Linked DNA regions of Homo sapiens: region 2 is linked to region 1. Evidence: chromatin loops called from intact Hi-C (ENCODE). Cell type or tissue: Calu3. All regions are shown on one strand. Links, peaks and the distances in the headings refer to the core of each region. The heading gives the core; the rest is flanking DNA. Region 1 overlaps GIT2 (GIT ArfGAP 2). Region 2 overlaps GLTP (glycolipid transfer protein).

Region 1 (5,371 bases), core at 198-5,197:
ACTTCTGCCCTATCAGCTTCAGGGGATAGAGACTGCTGCGGTCACAGTGTTGTGAGCAAGGGGACAGGCGCTCAGACAGTCCTTCCAGTCAGCCATTCCACAAACGCTAGAGAGGTCCAGGCGCCAGGGACTCAGCCCCCTGCTCGAGGGCCTCTAGGCTGTGAGGGCAGCAACTGTCACGGCTGTGAAAGTTATCTGTTTACATAGCCTGTTGCCCACCTGCCCCCCCATATCTAGACTCATGGGGAGGAGCCTTTGAGGCGCTGCAGTGCAGCCAGCCCAGCAGTGCCAGCTCCACGTGGAGCCCACCTTCCCTGACTCCATTAGTTTTTTTTTTTGAACCAAAGTCTCCCTCTGTCGCCCAGGCTGGAGTGCGGTGGCGCGATCTCAGCTCACTGAAACCTCTGCCTCCCAGGTTCAAGCGATTCTCCTGCCTAAGCCTTGCGAGTAGCTGGGATTACAGGAGCCTGCCACCACACCTGGCTAATTTTTGTATTTTTAGTAGAGACAGGGTTTCACCATGTTGGCCAGGCCGGTCTCAAACTTCTGACCTCAGGTAATCCACCCGCCTGGGCCTCCCAAAGTGCTAGGATTACAGGCATGAGCCACCGCGCCCGGCCCCGACTCCATTGTTGATGGTAGTGGCTGCTGCCATTATGCCAGCTGCAGCAGGGAAGCACAGCTGGGGCTGCACACTCCATGGAGCCACTAGGAGCCTTACCCCTTCTGGGTTGGGATGGGAGCTCTCAGTGCCTCTGCAGCCACCAAAACTGCAGCTGCAGACCCAGGCCTCCCGCTCCAGGAGGGTGGGGCTACTGCCGCCCAAACTGCAGTTGTGGATTTGAGCCTCCTTGTGCTCTTGGGTTCTTGGGGGATCCAGGAAGAGGCAGGATCTGCCCTCCTGGGTACAGCTGCAGCCACTGGACCTATGACTGCAGACCTGAGCCTCCCGCTCCATGAAGCAGGCAGGAGCTGGGGACAATCGGGAACCCTTCCTCTTCTCAGTTGGTGGGGCGGGAGCTCCCGGGTGCAGCTGTGGCTGCCCTCCCAGGTGCAGGACCTGGGTGTCTCTGCAGCCTGCATCCTCGGGTGCCCCAGAAAGGACCCCCCAGTCTCTGCAGGCTCAGGGGTGTCTGTTCCCACTGCCTGGCCTCTCTCAGCTCCCAGCACCCTCTCCCATCTCAGAGCAGGGTTGGGGCCAAGCCCTGGGGCCATGAATGGCAGCAGGAGGCAGACAGTCCTGGGTGGGAGTGGGCAGGGTCCCCAGTAAGGCCTCACCTACAGGCCAGGGGGGGCCTGAAGGCTGGGGGCCAGGCTGCCAGTCCTGCAGACCTGAGTGGGGACTTGTGGTACCTCTTACGGGCCTGCCCATGGCCACCCATGGACCAGTCGGCAGGCACTTCCTCCCCCTGTGGTCCATAAAAGCCCTGGGCTCAGCCAGAGCAGACCAGAGGATGGAGAGGGCGGAGAGATGATGACGGGACAACCAGCTGCAGAGAGGAGTGCTCTCTCTGATGACAGCTGCAGATGATGGGACGACTCCTCTACTACTGCAGAGAGGAGTAGTACCCTTTCCCCTGAGAGCTGCAGAGACAACCTGCTGGCAGAGAGGAGCTACCCTCTCTACTGAGAGCTTCAGAGACCTGCAGAGACGTCCGAATGACTTGCCTGTGGAGAGGAGCCACCCTCTCCAGGGCCTCCTCTCTGCTGACAGCTGAACACTTGACGGGACGACCTGCCTACAGAGAGGAGCTGTTCTAACACTAAATAAAAATCTTTGGCCAGGCATGGTGGCTCACGCCTGTAATCCCAGCACTTTGGGAGGCTGAGGTGGGTAGATCACGAGGTCAGGAGATCGAGACCAGCCTGACCAACATGGTGAAACCCCGTCTCTACTAAAAACACAAAAATTAGCTGGGCATGGTGGCACGTGCCTGTAATCCCAGCTACTCAGGAGGCTGAGGCAGGAGAATCGCTTGAACCCAGGAGGTGGAGGTTGCAGTGAGCCGAGATTGCACCGCTGCACTCCAGCCTGGGCAACAGAGCAAGACTCTGTCTAAAAAAAAAAAAAAAAAAAGAAAAAAAAAGTCTTCACCCTCCACTTGTCTGCGTACCTCATTCTTCCAGGATGCAGGACAACAAGAACTCAGGCAAAGGCACTGGCCAGATATTTCCAGCCAGAAAAATCGACACCCCAGAGATCCTGTAACATTGTGACTCCGCCGGAGGCTGGGAAGCGCACCCTGGTGGTGAAGAGGAGTAAGGAGCATGACAGCAACTGACACACTCTCTCCTTGGATGTGAGGCTCGGCCTCCTGGGCTGTAAACATCCTTATCTGAAAAATGGGAAGAAACCACTCACTTCATCTGGCTGTAGTGAGGATGAAATGAATGAACATGTGTCAAGAACTCAGCACAGGCCAGGCGTGGTGGCTCACGCCTGTAATCCTAGCACTTTGGGAGGCCGAGGCAGACAGATCATGAAGTCAGGAGTTGGAGACCAGCCTGGCCAACATAGTGAAACCCCGTCTCTACTAAAAAAAATACAAAAAAATTAGCTGGGCATGGTGGCACGCACCTGTAGTTCCAGCTACTCGGGAGACTGAGGCAGGAGAATTGCTTGAACCCGGGAGGTAGAGGTTGTGGTGAGCTGAGATCACGCTGCTACGGTCCAGCCTGTCTCAAAAAAGAAAAAAAAAAAGAACTCAGCACAGTGCCTGGCACAGAGGAAATGTCAGCTAAAATTATAATGATGACTTCACATGACTCTCCTACACTAAAACATGTTTAAAAGCAGAAGCCAAGGAGCTGTGTGGTGGGAAAGGCCTGGAAACGGTCTACAGCAGAGCTTCGCAGAGTGTGGTCCCTGGAACCTGTTAGAAGTGCCTACTCCTGGGCCCCACCCCAGAGCTGCTGAACCAGACTGTGGGGGCCCGGCATGGTGAGCCTGCCAGGGTTCCAGGAGGTCTGCTGCTGGCTCTTTTGAGCCTCCTTGCCTGAGGAGGTTGCTCTGGGTGTGAGCTGTGTGAGACACTGGTCCTAAGCCTGCACAGACGTCCCCCTGAACAAGCAGGATCACAGCGAGGACGTGGCATCTTTCTGACTTCTCACTTGGAAAAGTACCCGTGGTGCTCAGGCCCTACCCCACCCTTCTTCCATTTGGGAGTAGAGTCCCAAGTCACCTAACCAGAGGACAATCACTGGTGACCATGGGCAGCCCTGATGAACCCCCATGCAAATCTATACCAGCTCCCCCTAGGAACCTGCACAGGTGGCCTTTCTCTGAAAATAAAATAAGACCAGTGGTTTTAAGACACTGAGCTCATTCCAGGACCCCATCACCTGTTAGGAAGAAGGGAGGGCATCTGTGCTGGGCTGGCTTTCGCTGCATTAAAAAAATTAAACGTAGGGGCCAGGCACAGTGGCTCACGTCTGTAATCCCAGCAGTTTGGGAGGCCGAGGCGGGTGGATCACTTGAGGCCAGGAGTTCGCACCAGCCTGGGTAACATGGTGAAACCCCATATCTAAAAATACAAAAAATTAGCCAGGGGTGGTGGTGCATGCCTGTAATCCCAGCTACTTGGGAGGCTGAGGCACGAGAATCGCTTGAACCCAGGAGATGGAGGTTGCAGTGAGCTGAGATCACACCACTGCACTCCAGCCTGGGTGACAGAGTGAGATCCTCTCTCCAAAAGAAAAAAACATTAAACTTAGGGAATAAATATATTATGATAAGATGCATGGAACTAGTATCTTGATGCAGCGTTCAAAGAAAGCTATTTGCTCTGGGTGCCGTGGCTCACACCTGTAATCCCAGCACTTTGGGAGGCCGATGCGGGCAGATCACCTCAGGTTGGGAGTTCAAGACCAGCCTGAGCAACATGGTGAAACCCTGTCTCTACTAAAAATACAAAATTAACCGGGTGGGGTGGTGCATGCCTGTAATCCCAGCTACTTCTGAGGCTGAGGTAGGAGAATCACTTGAACCCGGGAGGCGGAGGTTGCGGTGAGCCGAGATCACGTCGAGCCGAGATCGCGTCATTGCACTCCAGCCCGGGCAACAAGAGTGAAACTCCATCTCAAAAAAAACAAAAAAACAAAACAAAACAAAACCTATTTGCTAAGCACAGAGGAAGAAAAAGATAGTCATTACTGTAAAACTGCAGAGCCCCAAAGCATATGAAACACTGCATCTCACTAATGATGGCGTTTTGGGAGAACTTCCTCAGACCTTTTACAGAGTATCTGGAAACATCAACTAATTGATGGGGAGCACAGCATTACCACAAAAACACTTGTAGAGCCTGTTTATTGCATAACTAGCAGGCACAAATTCCAAAACGATTTTACAACACTTAAAGGGCACAATAATTACAGGAATAGAATGTACAATAAAAAGTACAGAATAATGAGTGACAGGGATCAAACACGTTGGAATAAAAGGCATCTCAGTTTTCCTATGCAGCATTTTCTTTTCTAGGAACACGTTACCTTCAACCAGGACAAGGAAAGAAAGAAAACTATACTATTGGAAAGCTCATGGGTGCCATTGAGGACAAAAACAGGCGAGTTTTGCTCTTGGTTCTGCAACTGAATCACTTGAGAAGCCGTGCACAGCTCCCGAGTTGTGCGTTTAGAATTCTGATTACATGAAATGCTGTGTTTGATCTTTGGGCCCAATTCACTGTTCTTTGGCAAATAAGAACTATTTGCATTCCAAGGCAGATGACGATTTCTGTGAAAGGAGCTTAGAGGTACAGCTGTTTCCTTCTGTTCAGTCAAGTGCCAGTTTCATAAAGTGCACCTCTGCCCTATCAGCTTTGGGGGAAGGGTGGCATATGGGGAGGAAGGGATCATTGAGAATACAGGGTGAAAAAGAACGACGTTACTGAAGGTAGACATTGCTAGTGCAAGGTACGGAATCCATGTGCAAAAGGTGGCTGGAACAAATGTTCAGATAAGGTGCGATTTGCCAACAGGAGCAGAGAACTCTGACACCAGATCTCAGATGAGGCCAAGGAAATGCGCGGGGCACATACAGAGAGGACGACCTGCAGCCCTCCAATGGCCACGTCATTCCACCGGGGAACTTGTTTGGAGTTTTGGCACCGTGGGCTAACCGAGCACTCTTCTGACATATTCTTACAACTGGAAATGCTTTGTTGGTCCCCATGTTCCTTGACTTTCTCTAGGGCCATAAAGGCAACATCTTCTATTGCAGGTCCTCAAACATTCCAAGGAAAACACTGCTTCACCTCCTGCAGACAGCTCATTTCCCAGAAGCCTCTACAGAAGCCCGTCCTCCCTGGGACAGCAGGGGCAGGGGTTTGCAAGATAAAGGAGGGTCAGCTAAGGACATGAAGCCTGCAGA
Region 2 (5,371 bases), core at 236-5,235, 75 kb before region 1:
CTGACAGGCCCCAGTGTGTGTTGTTCCCCTTCCTGTGTCCATGTGTTCTCGTTGTTCAACTCCCACTTATGAGTGACAACATGCAGTGTTTGGTTTTCTGTTCCTGTGTTAGTTTGCTGAGAATGATGGCTTCCAGCTTTATCCATGTCCCTGCAAAGGACATGAACTCATTCTTTTTTATGGCTACAGAAACCCAAGATTTTTTTTTTTTTTTTTTTTTTTTTTTTTTTTTTTTGAGATGGAGTCTCGCTCTTATCAGCCAGGCTGGAGTGCAATGGTGCGATCTTGGCTCACTGCAAGCTCTGCCTCCTGGTTCCAAGCAATTCTCCTGCCTCAGCCTCTGAAGTAGCTGGGTTTACAGGCACCCGCCACCACACCTGGCTAATTTTTGTATTTTTAGTAGAGATGGGGTTTTACCATGTTGGCCAGGCTGGTCTCGAACTCCTGACATCAAGTGATCCACCCACCTCGGCCTCCCAAAATGCTGGGATTACAGAAGTGAGCCACTGCACCCTGCCGAAACCCAAGATTCTTATGTGAAATTCCCGTTTCTCCATGCAGCAACCAGTTCTGTTTTTTAAGACCACGGAGGCCAGGCCTGGTGCAGTGGCTCATGCCTGTAATCCCAACCCTTTGGGAGGCTGAGGCAAGAGGATTGCTTGAGGCCAGGAGATTGAGACCAGCCTGGGCAACATAGCAAGACCCCAATCTCTACAAAAACATTTAAAAATAATAGATAAATAAAATTTTAAAACCATGGACGCCAGAAAATACATTCTTGGTAGGATTTGTAAGGGTCCCCAGTTGTAATTTCTGATGCAGGAAAGAAAAAAAAATCAAGAACCAATACAGTGCACAGATGTGATTCCAAAATAGAGATTTATTTATTAAGGATTATTTAGTTTCTGCATAAAAATCTCCAATTGTTCCTCATTGGGTTTTTTCTTTTAAAACACACATCAACTCTTTTGGGGTTGCTTTGTTTGCCCCAGCACTTTAAAAAATACAGCTCTTTTTAGCGCCAGGAAGAACAGTTAAGGTTAAGGCAGTGAGGCGTTTTCTTGGATCTTAGCAGCTGAAGGGTTCATCTCTCCCCGTCAAGAGAATACACACGGTAGGTAGTTTCTTAGGTTGGAAAATCTGTCCCTGAAGGAAATAATTCTGCAGAAGAATGCAAACGGAGTCATCTATGGTCAATTGTTTGTGCCCTATAGCTTTGAAAGAAACGCCTCTTGGTCATCAAGGGCTTGCTGGTTGGTTTCAGCTGTAAAACAACAACAACAACAACAAAAAACAACCAGAAAAAAGAAAACAAACAAAAAAATCTGTCTAGCGAGACAGAAAGAGCAGGGTTTACAATAGTGCTGTGAGGCTGGGCTGTGCAAACCACATGAGAATACACACCAGTTTGCTTTTTAAAAAATCCCACATAGGGGCCCTGCATAATTTTAAATCAAACTCTTTATAGTCCTTAAAATAACAATACAGCGAGAGCCTCATAAGGTCACGTGCTTTTTTTTCTTTTTTTTCTTTTTTGAGACAGAGTTTCGCTTTTGTTGCCCAGGCTGGAATGCAGTGGCGCGATCTCGGCTACTGTAACCTCCACCTCCCAGTTTCTAGCGATTCTCCTGCCTCAGCCTCCCAAGAAGATGGGATTACAGGCGTGCGCTACCATGCCTGGCTAATTCTATATTTTTAGTAGAGATAGGGTTTCACCATGTTGGTCAGGCTGATCTCAAACCCTGACCTCAAGTAATCCACCCACCTCTTTTTTTTTTTTTTGAGACAGAGTTTCGCTCTTGTTGCCCAGGCTGGAGTGCAATGGTGCGATCTCAGCTCACTGCAACCTCCACCTCCCGGGTTCAAGCGATTCTCCTGCCTCAGCCTCCTGAGTAGCTGGAACTACAGGCGTGCGCCACCATGCCCAGCTAATTTTTTATATTTTTAGTAGCGATGGGGTTTCACCATGTTGGCCAGGCTGGTCTCAAACTCCCGACCTCAGGTGATCCACCCGCCTCAGCCTCCCAAAGTGCTGGGATTACAGGCGTGAGCCACGGTGCCCAGCCATCATGTGCTTATTTTTAAAGCGAGGTGGATGACACCATTCCCCCAGAGCTGTGTTCCTCGTTGGCAACAAAACAAAACCAAAAAACCCTAGGACTTGACTCATTAGAAGTGTTAATCGGTTTTTACCACGCTGAAATGAAGGTATAAAGTCAGTCTGTGCTGTCGTGAAATTCCAAGGAGATTTGGAAGTAAGATCATTATTTACTGGTCCTTTAGAATAGACCAAAAAAAAAAAAAAAAAAGACTTAAAAAACGAGGGCTGTCCCCTGCAGACTCTGGCAGGACCCTGGGCTGCTCTGGGGGACACAGGCCAGGGGCAGTTCACCGACTTGATTCACAGTGATTCTGGTTTGCCTGTTTCTCCATGTGGCCACGAGTCGGGGACGTGTCCAGCAGTGGGCATGCCTACACCTTGTAGTTAAGCTCAGCGTTCATCTGGGTGTACATCTCGTAGATGACATCGATGGTCGCCGTGTAGTTGACTAGGAAGAGGCGGATCTTCTCCAGGCACTCCTCCTCCGTAACATTCTGCCCCTTGGAGAGCGCTTTCAGGAAGTCAGACTTATAGGGTGCTGCGTACAGTGCTGCCTTGAGACAGGCAAGAAGGGAGGTAGGCACAGCGTTAGCGGGGGCTGAGGAGCCAGGCCAGCAGGCCAGGGTTCTGGGAGGGGTCTTCCCTGGGTCTGTGCTGGACAGGGGGTTGTGCTATTTGAGGTGTTGGAAGGGAAAGGAAAAGGGAGGTGTATTTTGAGCGACAGCAGGAAGGACATCAGCTTTCGGGACAGACAAGCCTAGATGCAAATGCCAGTCTGGGCCATCAACTAGCTGTGAGCCTTGAGCAAGTCAGTTAGCCTCTCTGAGCTTCAGCTTCCTCATCTGCAAAATGGGGATAATGGCTGCCACCTAATCGGGTTGCTTTTATAAGGATTAGGGGGCTTGTACAAAGTGCTCAGCACAGCACCAGGCATACAGTAGGCACTCAGCACAACACCAGGCACACAGTAGGTGTTCAGCATGGGTGAGTCTCTTCCCTCTGGGTTCCCTGCTCCAGAAAAGGTGAACTGCTCCTTCGGAAAACCCACTTTCTGAGTTGGGGAGACGACTGCTAAATATGCTGTAGTCTCTCTTTTGTCCTTAGGGGGGCGATACTTCCCTAAATTTCAGAGCTGCTCCCATACTTGAAAAGTACAGAGAATTCAAAATTCACAGAATTTCAGAGCCAGAAGAAAAAAGGTACAACTAGATAAAAAGCTTAGGCTAGCCAAGCACGGTGGCTCATGCCTGTAATCCCAGCACTTTGGGAGGCCGAGGTGGGCAGATCACAAGATCAGGAGTTCGAGACCAGCCTGGCCAATATGATAAAACTCCATCTCTACTAAAAATACAAAAATTAGCCAGGTGTGGTGGCTGGCATCTGTAGTCCCACTACTCGGGAGGCTGAGGCAGGAGAATTGCTTGAACCCGGGAGGCAGAGGTTGCAGTGAGCTGAGATCACGCCACTGCACTGCAGCCTGGGTGACAGAGCGAGACTCCGTTTCAAAAAAAAAAAAAAAGTTTAGGCCATGAGTTTGATAGGATGAGGAAAGTATAAATATTATTTAAAAAATTTTTTTAGACATAGTCTCACTCTGTCCTCCAGGCTGGAGTCAGTGGCGTGATCTTGGTTCACTGCAACCTCCGCTTACTGGGTTCAAGTGATTCTCCTGCCTCAACCTCCCGAGTAGCTGGGACTACAGGTGCCCGCCACCATGCCCAGCTAATTTTTTGTATTTTTAGTAGAGATGGTGTTTTACTATATTGGCCAGGCTGATCTCCAACCTGACCTCAGGTGATCCACCTACCTGCCTTGCCTCCCAAAGTGCTGGGATTACAGGCATGAGCCACCGCGCCTGGCCAAATATTATTCTTTCATAATAAAAGCAGTAATAGCTAGGGTGGTGGCTCACGCCTGTAATCCCAGCACTTTGGGAGGCCGAGGTGGGAGGATTGCTTTGAGCTCAGGAGTTCGAGACCAGCCTGGGCAACATGGTGAAATCTCGTCTCTACAAAAAATACAAAAATTAGCTAGGTGTTGGTGGCTCGCACCTGTAGTCCCAGCTACTCAAGACACTGAGGCTGGAGAATCGCTTGAGCCTGGGAAGTGGAGGTTGCGGTAAGCTAAGACTGTGCCACTGCACTCCAGCCTGGGCGACAGCGACAGAGTGAGACCCTGTCTCAAAAAAAAAAAAAAAAAAAAAGTAATAGCTTTGATGTACTGAGTGTAAACCATGTGAACCATGTGTCAAGCACTTTATAGTGATTAATTCATTTAATTGTCACAATGACTCTTTGAGTAGTGCCTATTTTATACCCATTTGAAAGATGATATTGAGGCTCAGGGAGGTAGGATCACAGCCCCCCATTTCTGTGTTGTGTGACCTTGTCTGAGCGTCACTGTCCTCATCTGGGAAATGGAAGTGAGAACAGTGCCCACCTTGTGGTGCATCTGTGAAGATTACAATTCATGGGCAGCTGCCCTGGGCCAGGTACACAGGACACACTATTACTACTGACGTGGTGGTTTGAGGATTTGTAGGGGCAATGCACTGTGGAGCTCTCGAGGGGCCCATGGGAATGGGCCCTGTCTACAGCTCTTCCGGGGTGGATGGCCCAGGGGCTGCCACGCATCTCACCCTATGACCAGCTCTTCCTCTCTGGAACCATACTGGCTTCTGCCCCAGCCTGCTTGCAGACTGTACCCCACAGGAACACTGTACAGGGCCCGTCAGCCCCTCGTTCTCATGGCCGCCAGGGTGGGCAGGCAGAGGGAGCTGCAGCAGAAAGGGTGGCCAGAACAGGCCGGGCAGGAACACGTGGGTGAGATGAGGGCAGCAAGCAGCAGGTGAAGGGCATGGCGCAGGGCAGCCGGAGGGCCTTCGCAAGTCTCCTGAGCAGGGCTGTCCGCCTGGTGATCAACTGTAGGGCCCTCACCTAACCAGGCAGGTGCTGAAGCCTCACCTCCAGGAGCCCTGGCCAATGTCACCCCAACACAAGCCACCAAGAACCCAGAGGGCCGGTGTCCTTTCAGCAGATGCTCCCAGGGGAATGGGAGCTGAATTTGAGGGGTCGAATTGGAGGGGTAAATTTGAGGGGCCATCAGGCTGGGCCACTTTTGACCTGGGGTCCTCCAGGGCTTTCCCTGTGGTTTCTCGTCGCCCCACCATCAGGCCTTGCAGGCCAAGGCCCCTAAAGAGAAACACCGTGGAGTAGCTACAGTGACACCCGCTGCAGCTGTGAATGGGGCTGGCCAAGGGCACGGGAGGGG

What was found. A loop is a pair of places that touch in the nucleus more often than their neighbours do. Peaks named below come from ENCODE experiments on the same cell type or tissue, not always from the same donor. Only the 100,000 strongest peaks of a DNase experiment are listed, where the experiment ranks them.
Region 2: a loop joins it to region 1, with 5 times the contacts of the local background. A loop is called at or near these places in 27 of 110 quality-filtered maps.

Annotation. Positions count from the first base shown.
Region 1 is chr12:109,925,512-109,930,882 of GRCh38, forward strand. GIT2 (GIT ArfGAP 2) reads right to left here. Exons shown (of 20, transcript NM_057169.5): 20 at 4,293-5,371. Among named protein-coding and RNA genes, the nearest start is that of TCHP, 28 kb to the left of the region's middle. RefSeq lists enhancers at 1-440, 441-1,420. In Calu3, for the core only: a CTCF peak has its summit at 2,234 (motif pointing left); a DNase peak (open chromatin) is centred at 2,250.
Region 2 is chr12:109,850,083-109,855,453 of GRCh38, forward strand. GLTP (glycolipid transfer protein) reads right to left here. Exons shown (of 5, transcript NM_016433.4): 5 at 863-2,655. The coding sequence ends at 2,473. Among named protein-coding and RNA genes, the nearest start is that of TRPV4, 19 kb to the left of the region's middle. In Calu3, for the core only: no CTCF peak of the experiment used is centred there; a DNase peak (open chromatin) is centred at 3,179.